Regions from separate parts of the Homo sapiens genome. Here region 2 is linked to region 1. Evidence: read pairs that join two places in POLR2A ChIA-PET (ENCODE). Cell type or tissue: MCF 10A. All regions are shown on one strand. Each heading gives the region's core, and the rest is flanking DNA. Links, peaks and the distances in the headings are about the cores only. Region 1 has its middle 110 kb from the start of ACSL4. Region 2 has its middle 60 kb from the start of ACSL4.

Region 1 (4,399 bases), core at 134-4,133:
AACCTTGGGCCTCAGGAGAGTTCTAAATCACATGGAACGAAAGAGGCAGGGGTTAGACATTTCCTGGGCTGAGGACATCATTGGTACTTTCTGGAGTTTTGGCCAGTTACAATTTCATTACATCACCATAAGAATACCCTACCTACTCTACCATAAACTTTTAGACTCTAAGATTTCTCAGAATCATCACTATATTCACAGAACCGTTGGGTATACTTCGGGCTTCCTTGGAAACCTGAACAATCCAAGTTCATCCCTTGCTAAGATGACAACCTTGAAAAACCCAGATTCATCTACTTCCAGAAGCCTATTGTACCAGAAAGTCACACTTTGGATGTGGTCAGGGCTTTTGCTTTTCCGGTGATTACAAATTCCAACCTTCTCTACCTCAGCCCTCATGGTTATGATCATTGCTCAAAGTAGCTGGTTGACAAATCCATATGCATATCATTTGACCAGGCCCTTGCTTTTAAAATTAAGTGTTTCCAAAACTCATGCGAACTGTGACCTCCAATGTGCCCGTGTCAGGAGGTGGGGCCTAGTGGGAGGTGTTTTGGTCACCAGGGAATATCTTTTATGAATAACTTGGTGGTGTTCTCTTGATAGTGAGTGAGTTTTCACTCCAATAAGACTTCATTAGTTCTCATGGAAATGAATTAGTTCCCAGGAGCATGGGTTGTAATAATGCCAGGACATTCCTTTAGTTTTATCTCTTTGCATGAGTCCACTTCCCCTTTGACTTTCCCTGAGATGGTTTGACCTACCACGCGGCCCTCATCAGAAGCTGAGCAAATGCCGGCACCATGCTTCTTGTACTTTCCAGCCTGCAGAACCTTGAGCTAAATAAACATCTTTTAAAAATAATAATAATAAAAAAAAGGTGTTTGAACAACTTTAAGGAAAGATGAAACCCAAGGTCAGTCTATACTTCTCCAGAGCTATGTTTACTGCAGAGACAGTAGGGGATGTGGTGGGGGTGGGATTAAGATATGATACCTTGAATCTTCTGGAGATTTCTTCAGCATCTCTGAGGGACTTGACTTAGTAGTAACTGGAGTATTGCATTTCATCCTGGCAGCCTCCTGAAGATTTGAATGGCAGGTAAATAGAACCAAGTTCATTGTCTAAACATCATTCTTCAACTCCATACACACTCATTATGTGTCTTCTAGGTACAAGACATTGTCTGCTGAATAAAGGTCTGCAAACATATTTGTTCTCACATTTTTTGGTAGTCTGTCTTCCTTTACTGCTATTTCTCATGATCAGGCTAGAATAGATAAATGGGATAATATCCAGGATGTGCAGGGAAAACCCAGCTCAACTTTCTGCTCAGCATGTGACTCCGAGAACATTCAATGGAACTTACCCAGGCCTCGTGGAAGAGGTGGTACTTGGTCTAGTTTACAGGAAGCTTTTTAGCTGAATCGTACAGTAAGTGAAAAAAGCATTTTTCTCTTGAAAAGCCAAGATTTTCCAAACCCAGATATGTATATGAGAGTACTTTTATCTATGGCTCTAATAACATTATCTTTCACCCATCAAATGCCAGAATAGTGAATTTTTTCCTCAGATAATTGCATATCTAAATGTTAAGTGTATGTAACAACTCTTAAATATGAATCTAACATTGATATGTATTTACCAAAGACCCGGGAGATGTTTCACTAGAAAATATGAACCTTAAAGTTTCAATTCACATCATTTACTCAGTTGGCAAACAGAACTTAGAGTTGAAAGTGAGGAAATCAGGGATTCTGGATATGCCAGAGACCAGAGTGTCTTTTAAGTAGAACATAGTAAGATAGGAAGTTGCCCAGCTTACCTAATCCTACTATTTTGCCAAGACAAGGATCTCCTTGGAAAACTAGGGAAAAGTTCAAATGACATCTGGGTAAGGTTCCTGTAGGAGTTCATTCTTTGCTTTCGTAAGCTCATTGTGCAATTGCATAATTCAGGAGAGGTGGCTGTTGGAGAAATGTCATGGGGCCTTACTAAGTGTGTGTCGGGGGAGTTCTACTTAGTGTACCCAGCCCAAATTCCAGGAAGGAAAGATGCCTTTAGTGAAAGGAATTCCTTTAACATGTAAGCCTAGACTTCAGATTCAGAGAAAAAAATGAGTCATGAAACAGTGTGGACTAGATGCTACTGCAGGGAATCCTGTACGATCACTTTTGCTCTGACTGTGTGAATGTGTTTGTGTGTGTGTGTGTGTGTGTGTGTTTGTCTGTGAGAGAGAGAGAGAGAGAGAGAGACACTCCTTGGTGTGAGGACAGAGGAGCAGAGAGAAAGAGATGTCCTTGAAAGGTGTATTCTGTGTGTATGTATGGAGCACCTCACTTTCCTCCTTACTTTCTCCACTTTTACTTACCCCCATCTTCACCTCTAAGCCTAACCCAGACAATCATTTAGAAAATCCAACCCTGAGTCACTTGGAAAGCAGTCCTTTAAGGGAATCTTTAATGCAATCTGTGGCTCAGACCAATTAGTCCGTTATCCCTGGAAACATGGCTGATTCAGAACACTTTGCTAGGTTTTTTGACTCACATCTTTCAGTTTAGCTCTTGAGCGGATAATAATACTCAAGGCCCAGAGACAGAAGCTCAGGCCCATGGGACTGTCTGGGCACAAAGGTAGTCAAGGGATTGTTCATCTTCTTTATCCATCAGGGTCCAGAAACTAGCCTCCTCTCTATCTGAAACAACTAGCGTCTGTGCCAGGATATTCTTCATTGGTATACCACCCCCAGTGAACTGTGGGCCCCACGTGCATCCCCGCAAAAAGAAGTATGTTTATTTAAATTGAATGTGGTAAATAAGCATGGAGGAGAGACTTGGAGACCAAAGAAGGTGAGGGGCTCTCATGGAGTCTCATAGAGCAAGAATAGGGAGGATTTAAAGGAAGGAGATGGTGCCATATCTAAGCAGCCCGCCTCAACTTAGCCACTCATTTTAATGTATTCATGAGTACATCGATCTTTTTAAACTCCTCTGAGTAAAGGCTCCAGCTTCTTTGTCCTTCCCTGCTCCCCTCCACCCCCTCCATCCACCAACCACCTGGTCTCTGGTCTCCGCTGCTGGGTGGGAACTCTCAGAGTGCAGGGTCAGGGCAATCACCCCATTAGCCATACCCTGGGGACAGTCTGGGTCACTGCCCTTTCAGAAAGATTTGCCTAACAGAAGGGGAGGGGTTGGAGGAAGAGCTAGAGAAAGGCATAGAAAGAGATTAAGGACACAGGAAGGGGAGGGGTTGCCATATGGCATAAAGGAAGCATGATTAAAAAGATTAGCTGCTGTTCAATCAGAGAGACTTGTGTGTGGGGCAGGGGACACGTTAGAAACCTAGAGAATCACAAAGAGCCTCGTGGAGTGAACAATGAATTTCAAAAGAGAAAAAAGAAAGAATGCCTTTTAAGTTTATGAGGTGATTTTAAGCCAAATCAAGGGAAGTCTGATTTTATGCAGTGGAGAGAATCCATTACCATGAGAAACAGCACAAGCTGGCAATATAAGTCACATTCCCAAAAAAGCACAAAAAAAGTACTATTAATAAACCCACAATGGAGTATTAAAGGAATGGTAGCTGACATTCAAGAGGCCAATTCATCCCTTGGAGGCCCTGTGAAAGATAGACTCCTGAGCTGAAGAAGGGGGCTGATCCAGCTTTTTCCATTTTTAGGTTTTTGGGCAATGTAGGGAAGAGCTGCTCTCATTTCCAATACCATTGATCTCTACATGTTCCCCCTAGAGAAGAATCAACCTACTAAAAATGATATTTTCTAGATGTCTTCTAAAGATTTTGCAAATCAGATTTCTACAATCTACCATGTTATAAATAATTTTGAATTTGGAGGCATAAACAACAGTTACACAAATATCCTAGCCCAGGTTGTAAATGTAATTAGACCTAAGGATCAGAATAAAAGTGGAAACCTACGACACACTTCAATTTTGCTAAAGTGAAGGGAAGTATTGAGGCAATTACAGGGTACTTTGGGAAACTCCACGACAATTGAGAGCAAGGCTGACTCGGAAGATGAGCTGCTTTCATAAGGGTCACTTTTAGAAGCACCAAGGCGGTAAGTAGCAAATGGAAAGACAGAAAGAGGGACTTAGTCTCACCTTGTAACAAACCACACACACACACACACACACACACACACACAGGCAATGCCTAGCCTGTGAGAGTGATCAGAGCAGATATTCACTGAAGCTGAATTCTACCTTGTCACAGGTAATCCCAGAAACATGTCAGCCAGTCAAGAATCACCGGATGGCATCCAAATTCAGAATGGCCCCACACAGAGGCAAGATGTTTATGAGGCTCTTTTGGGGTTGACTGCACTACAACAAATTTTAGATGTAACAGAATAATTTAAAAATTTCCCTAGGGACTGCTT
Region 2 (4,399 bases), core at 270-4,269, 54 kb before region 1:
GTCTTAGAAATGGCCTTTCCTTGGAAACTTGAGAAGCAGGTTGAGAGAGGGAAAGAGAAGAAATGGCCCAAGTAAAGAGTAGGCAAGGCTTTGCATACTCAACAAAAGCATGCAGGGATGTTCAGGGACCATGGCAGATTGCCTCTCACAACTGTTATTATTATTATCACCTACTACTATGAACCAGAGTAAAACATGACTTATCTTTTGTCCCTGTTTCTATCTGCACACATTACATGCTGTACCTTCTTTCTCTGGACCCTGAATTGATCTTTTGAGGAATTACCTAATGACTCAAATAAAAAGACTATTCTTCCCTTACCTCTTCTGATTTCCTTTTCCTGACTGCAGACTGAGGTGTCTCTCACTCTTCCTTCCTATTTTACTTCAGCCTGAGACATCATACAGAGTTTTACTCTTTTTTTTTCCCCACTACAATAGGCATTTTGAAAACTCATTAATTTTTTGGAGCCAGAACAAGCATGCTATCTTCCAGCATGACATCTCCAACTGGAAGCATTGCTTTTTCCACAGGGAGCCAAATAAAATGTCACCTTTTAGGCAAGGTGTGGCTTTCTCCAGAATGAGCTTTGAAAACTTATGATCATCTGTAATCCCAGCACTTTGGGAGGCTGAGGCGGGCAGATCACTTGAGGTCAGGAATTTGAGATGAGCCTGGCCAACATGGTGAAACCCTGTCTCTACTAAAAATACAAAAATTAGCCAGGCATGGTGGTGCGCGCCTGTAGTCCCAGCTGCTCAGGAGGCTGATGCAGGAGAATTGCTTGAACCCGGGATGTGGAGGTTGCAGTGAGCTGAGATCACACCACTGCACTCCAGCCTGGGTGACAGAGCGAGACTCTGTCTCAAAAAAAAAAAAAAAAAAAAGAAAAGAAAAGAAAAGAAAACTTACGATCAACATACATTTCATCAGGCTACCTGGAATAGTCATCTATATTTCACTGAATATTAAATATGCCTGGCACAATTAAACTGCAATATCCATCAGAAATTCTTTTCTAAATCAGGGCCAGAAAGTGTTAGTGCAGAAAGAAAACTTAGATGTTGACTGTATTAGTTTCTTAGAGCTATCATGACAAAATACCACAAACTGTGATGGCTTGAAACAACAGAAATTTATTCTCTCGTAGTTCTGGAGGCTAGAAGTCCAAAATCAAGGTGCCAGCCGGGCTACAGTCCTTTTGAAGCTTCTAGGGGTAGATCTTTTCTTACCTCTTCCAGCTCTTGGTAACACCAGGCATTCCTTGGCTTGCAGCTGCGTAACTCCAATCTCTATGTCTAGCTTTACATGGAGTTCTTTTTGTGTGTTTCTCTTTTCTTCTAATAAAGACACCAGTTACACTGAATTAAGGGCCCACTCTACTCCAGTATGACCTTATCTTAACTAATTACATCTGCAATGACTTTATTTCCATATAAGGTCACATTCTGAAGTGCTAGTAGTTAGGACTTCAACATATTATTTTGGGAGGGGACACAACTTAACCTATAACATTGATTGATTCTTTTACTTTGCTGATAATAAAATGAGACACAAGAAGGTCATGAAGTTCCCACAGTCACTGCTCTTTAAATTCCATCTTTCTGGATTTAGGACCCTTCCCCACTTTCTCCCCCAAGAATGGCTGAAGCCCTCAGACCTTGTCTAACCTCTTGGTCTTCTAACCCATTCTCTCTGTTGACTTTTAATATCTTATCCCTCACCTTGCTGCTCTGCTGCATGACCCCTGCCCTGATGCCACCTATGCCCCAAAGTGTGCGCCATGAGAGGCAGTCTTCATGTCTCTGAACACTCCATGGTGAAAACACAATAGACATTGGAGTGCACTTGTGCCTTTGCTTTGGATGAAGTCAGAATGAGCCTCTTGAAGAATGTGTGGGCTGGTAGAAAAATTAATATGGACAATAATCATATATGGAAGTTTATTGCTGAAAATTGTCTTGGGATGATAGGCAAGTCATAGCTATATTATTTTAAATGATACAAAACAAACACACCTGAGAGAGGACTTTTTTTCAGACTACCACAGGGCAAGTATAAGCAAGTGAAACCTACGGACCTAAAGCCTTTTCTTGGTTCTAGAGGTGTGCTCACATTCCTCTGGGATGGTAAAACACACAGGAAGGTGATTCAGAGCTTCCTTCAGGAGATTAATGCTTCAAAAGCCAAACCCTCTGGGCAAGCAAACTTTCCCTTGGTCTTCTTGGATTTTCTTCTTTACTTGATGCTGAAGGCGTTTCATGTACTAATTAAGAGATATTTATCTTCTTTTTAATTCAACTGAAAAATACCTATAGAAAGGCTATATCAAGTTAACGCCTATCACTGAATAGACTTAATAGTGTTATTTTCTCTTATTGAAATGTACTCAGCACCATCAAGCCTATTATTGTATTTATATCCTGAAAATGCCAACTACATAAATAGAGGAAGACCAGGTTTGATGATTACATGAATTATTACAATTTAGAGGAAGATCATAGAACTTGCAAGATCCAAAGGAACCTTTTTTTTTTAAGTGGTCTTCCACAGCACTCATGTTTGCCTCTAGAGTTCATCAAATTTCATTTATTATCAACTGGCATGGTTACTTAGGTCATTCCTGCCGCTTAGAATAGAATTGGTAGAGCAGGTCCCTGATCTCTACCATAAACCCTATCAATCATTTTGGGTTGAAAAACAACAACAACAACAAGTACAACAAAAACAGTGTGGTCTTCCTTTAATATCCCAACTGAGCCTTTTGTGAGCAGGGGCCAACTCAATTCAAAAGTAGGTATACTCCTAATGGTGGTTGCCCAGGGCTGGGGGAAGGGGAAAAGGGGAGTTACAGTTTAACGGGTATAGGGTTTCAGTTTTGTTTGTTTTTTTTTTTTTTTTTTTTTTGAGACGGAGTTTCACTCTTGTTGCCCAGGCTGGAGTGCAATGGCGCACTCTTGGCTCACCACAACCTCTGCCTCCGGGTTCAAGCGACTCTCCTGCCTCAGCCTCCCAAGTAGCCGGGATTACAGGCATGTGCCACGACGCCCAGCTAATTTTGTATTTTTAGTAGAGACGGGGTTTCTCCATGTTGGTCAGGCTGGTCGCGAACTCCCAACCTCAGGTGATCCACCTGACTCGGCCTCCCAAAGTGCTAGGATTATAGGCGTGAGCCACCACATGTGGCCAGAGTTTCAGTTTTGCAAGATGAAAAAGTTCTGGAGATCTGTGGTACAACAACGTGAATATACATAACACTACTGAACTGTACCCTTAAAATGGTTAAGGTGCTAAAATTTGTTATGTATTCTTTTACCACAATACATTTTTTTTTTTAAGATGGAGTTTCACTCTTGTCCAGGCTACAGTGCAGTGGCGTGATCTCAGCTCACTGCAACCTCTGCCTCCCGGTTTCAAGCGATTCTCCTGCCTCAGCCTCCCGAGTAGCTGGGATTACAAGTGTGCACCACCACACCCAGCTAATTTTTGTATTTTAGTAGAGACAGGCTTTCACCATGTTGGCCAGGCTGGTCTCGAACTCCTGACCTCAAGTGATTCTCCCACCTCAGCCTCCCAAAGTGCTGGGATTACAGGCGTGAGCCACCACGCTCAGCCTAAAAATGTTTAAATTAATTTTTTAGAAAGTAGATATGCTAGTATGATTAAATAGGGGCCCCAAAGCCTCAGCCATCTGCTGAGCCTCATCTCAGCCTCTCCACAACTACCTACTTTAGTACCTAACAATCCCCCTACATCCAATTAAAGTTCCTCTTTCAAGTAAAAGCATTTTCCACATCAGGTCCCCATATAGACTACATACAGATTTGCAGGGAGAAAAGGGATAGTCAGGTAACTATTAATATGAACTAATTGAATAAAAATGTATAGGTGAGAAATTAGGACATGAAGCTACACAATATTTTTTTGAAGGAAACAATCTAGAAAAGTTGGAAACAAGGGATACCCTAAGAGTAGAGACACAGGAGGACCAGCGAGGTATGAGTGAGGTGAGACTCCCTGGAACGGGAGGAAAGGTCTTCAATATGAATCCTGAAAGGGCTTAGTAGTGTACCAAACATGCAATGTACCTATGGCACAACCAAATCCAGGTTGGCCCTGTGTCAAAACTAAGAACATAAATGCTGACAATATCAAGGACCAGGATGAGTGTCTGGGACTGGAAAACAAAAGCCAAGGCTACAAAGTCCAGGACAGCTGGATACACAAGGAGGTTCACATACGATGAAGATCACAGAAATAGATGGCTATGACAAAATTGGAAGTCTGGAATCAGGACAAGATAACCAAGGTTGGCAGAGCAAGATGGTGGCCAGAATAAGATATTCAGACAAGAGTGAAGGTTTAGGAATGTATAAGGTTAGAACAGAGAGCAGTTCT

The links. ChIA-PET counts read pairs that join two places held together with the same protein. Peaks named below come from ENCODE experiments on the same cell type or tissue, not always from the same donor. Only the 100,000 strongest peaks of a DNase experiment are listed, where the experiment ranks them.
Region 2: POLR2A ChIA-PET joins it to region 1 with 5 read pairs; 5 of 35 experiments call an interaction of 5 or more read pairs at or near these places.

What each region holds. Positions count from the first base shown.
Region 1 is chrX:109,845,490-109,849,888 of GRCh38, forward strand. No RefSeq gene overlaps it. Among named protein-coding and RNA genes, the nearest start is that of ACSL4, 110 kb to the left of the region's middle. In MCF 10A, for the core only: no CTCF peak of the experiment used is centred there; a DNase peak (open chromatin) is centred at 1,962.
Region 2 is chrX:109,791,273-109,795,671 of GRCh38, forward strand. No RefSeq gene overlaps it. Among named protein-coding and RNA genes, the nearest start is that of ACSL4, 60 kb to the left of the region's middle. In MCF 10A, for the core only: no CTCF peak of the experiment used is centred there; a DNase peak (open chromatin) is centred at 2,129.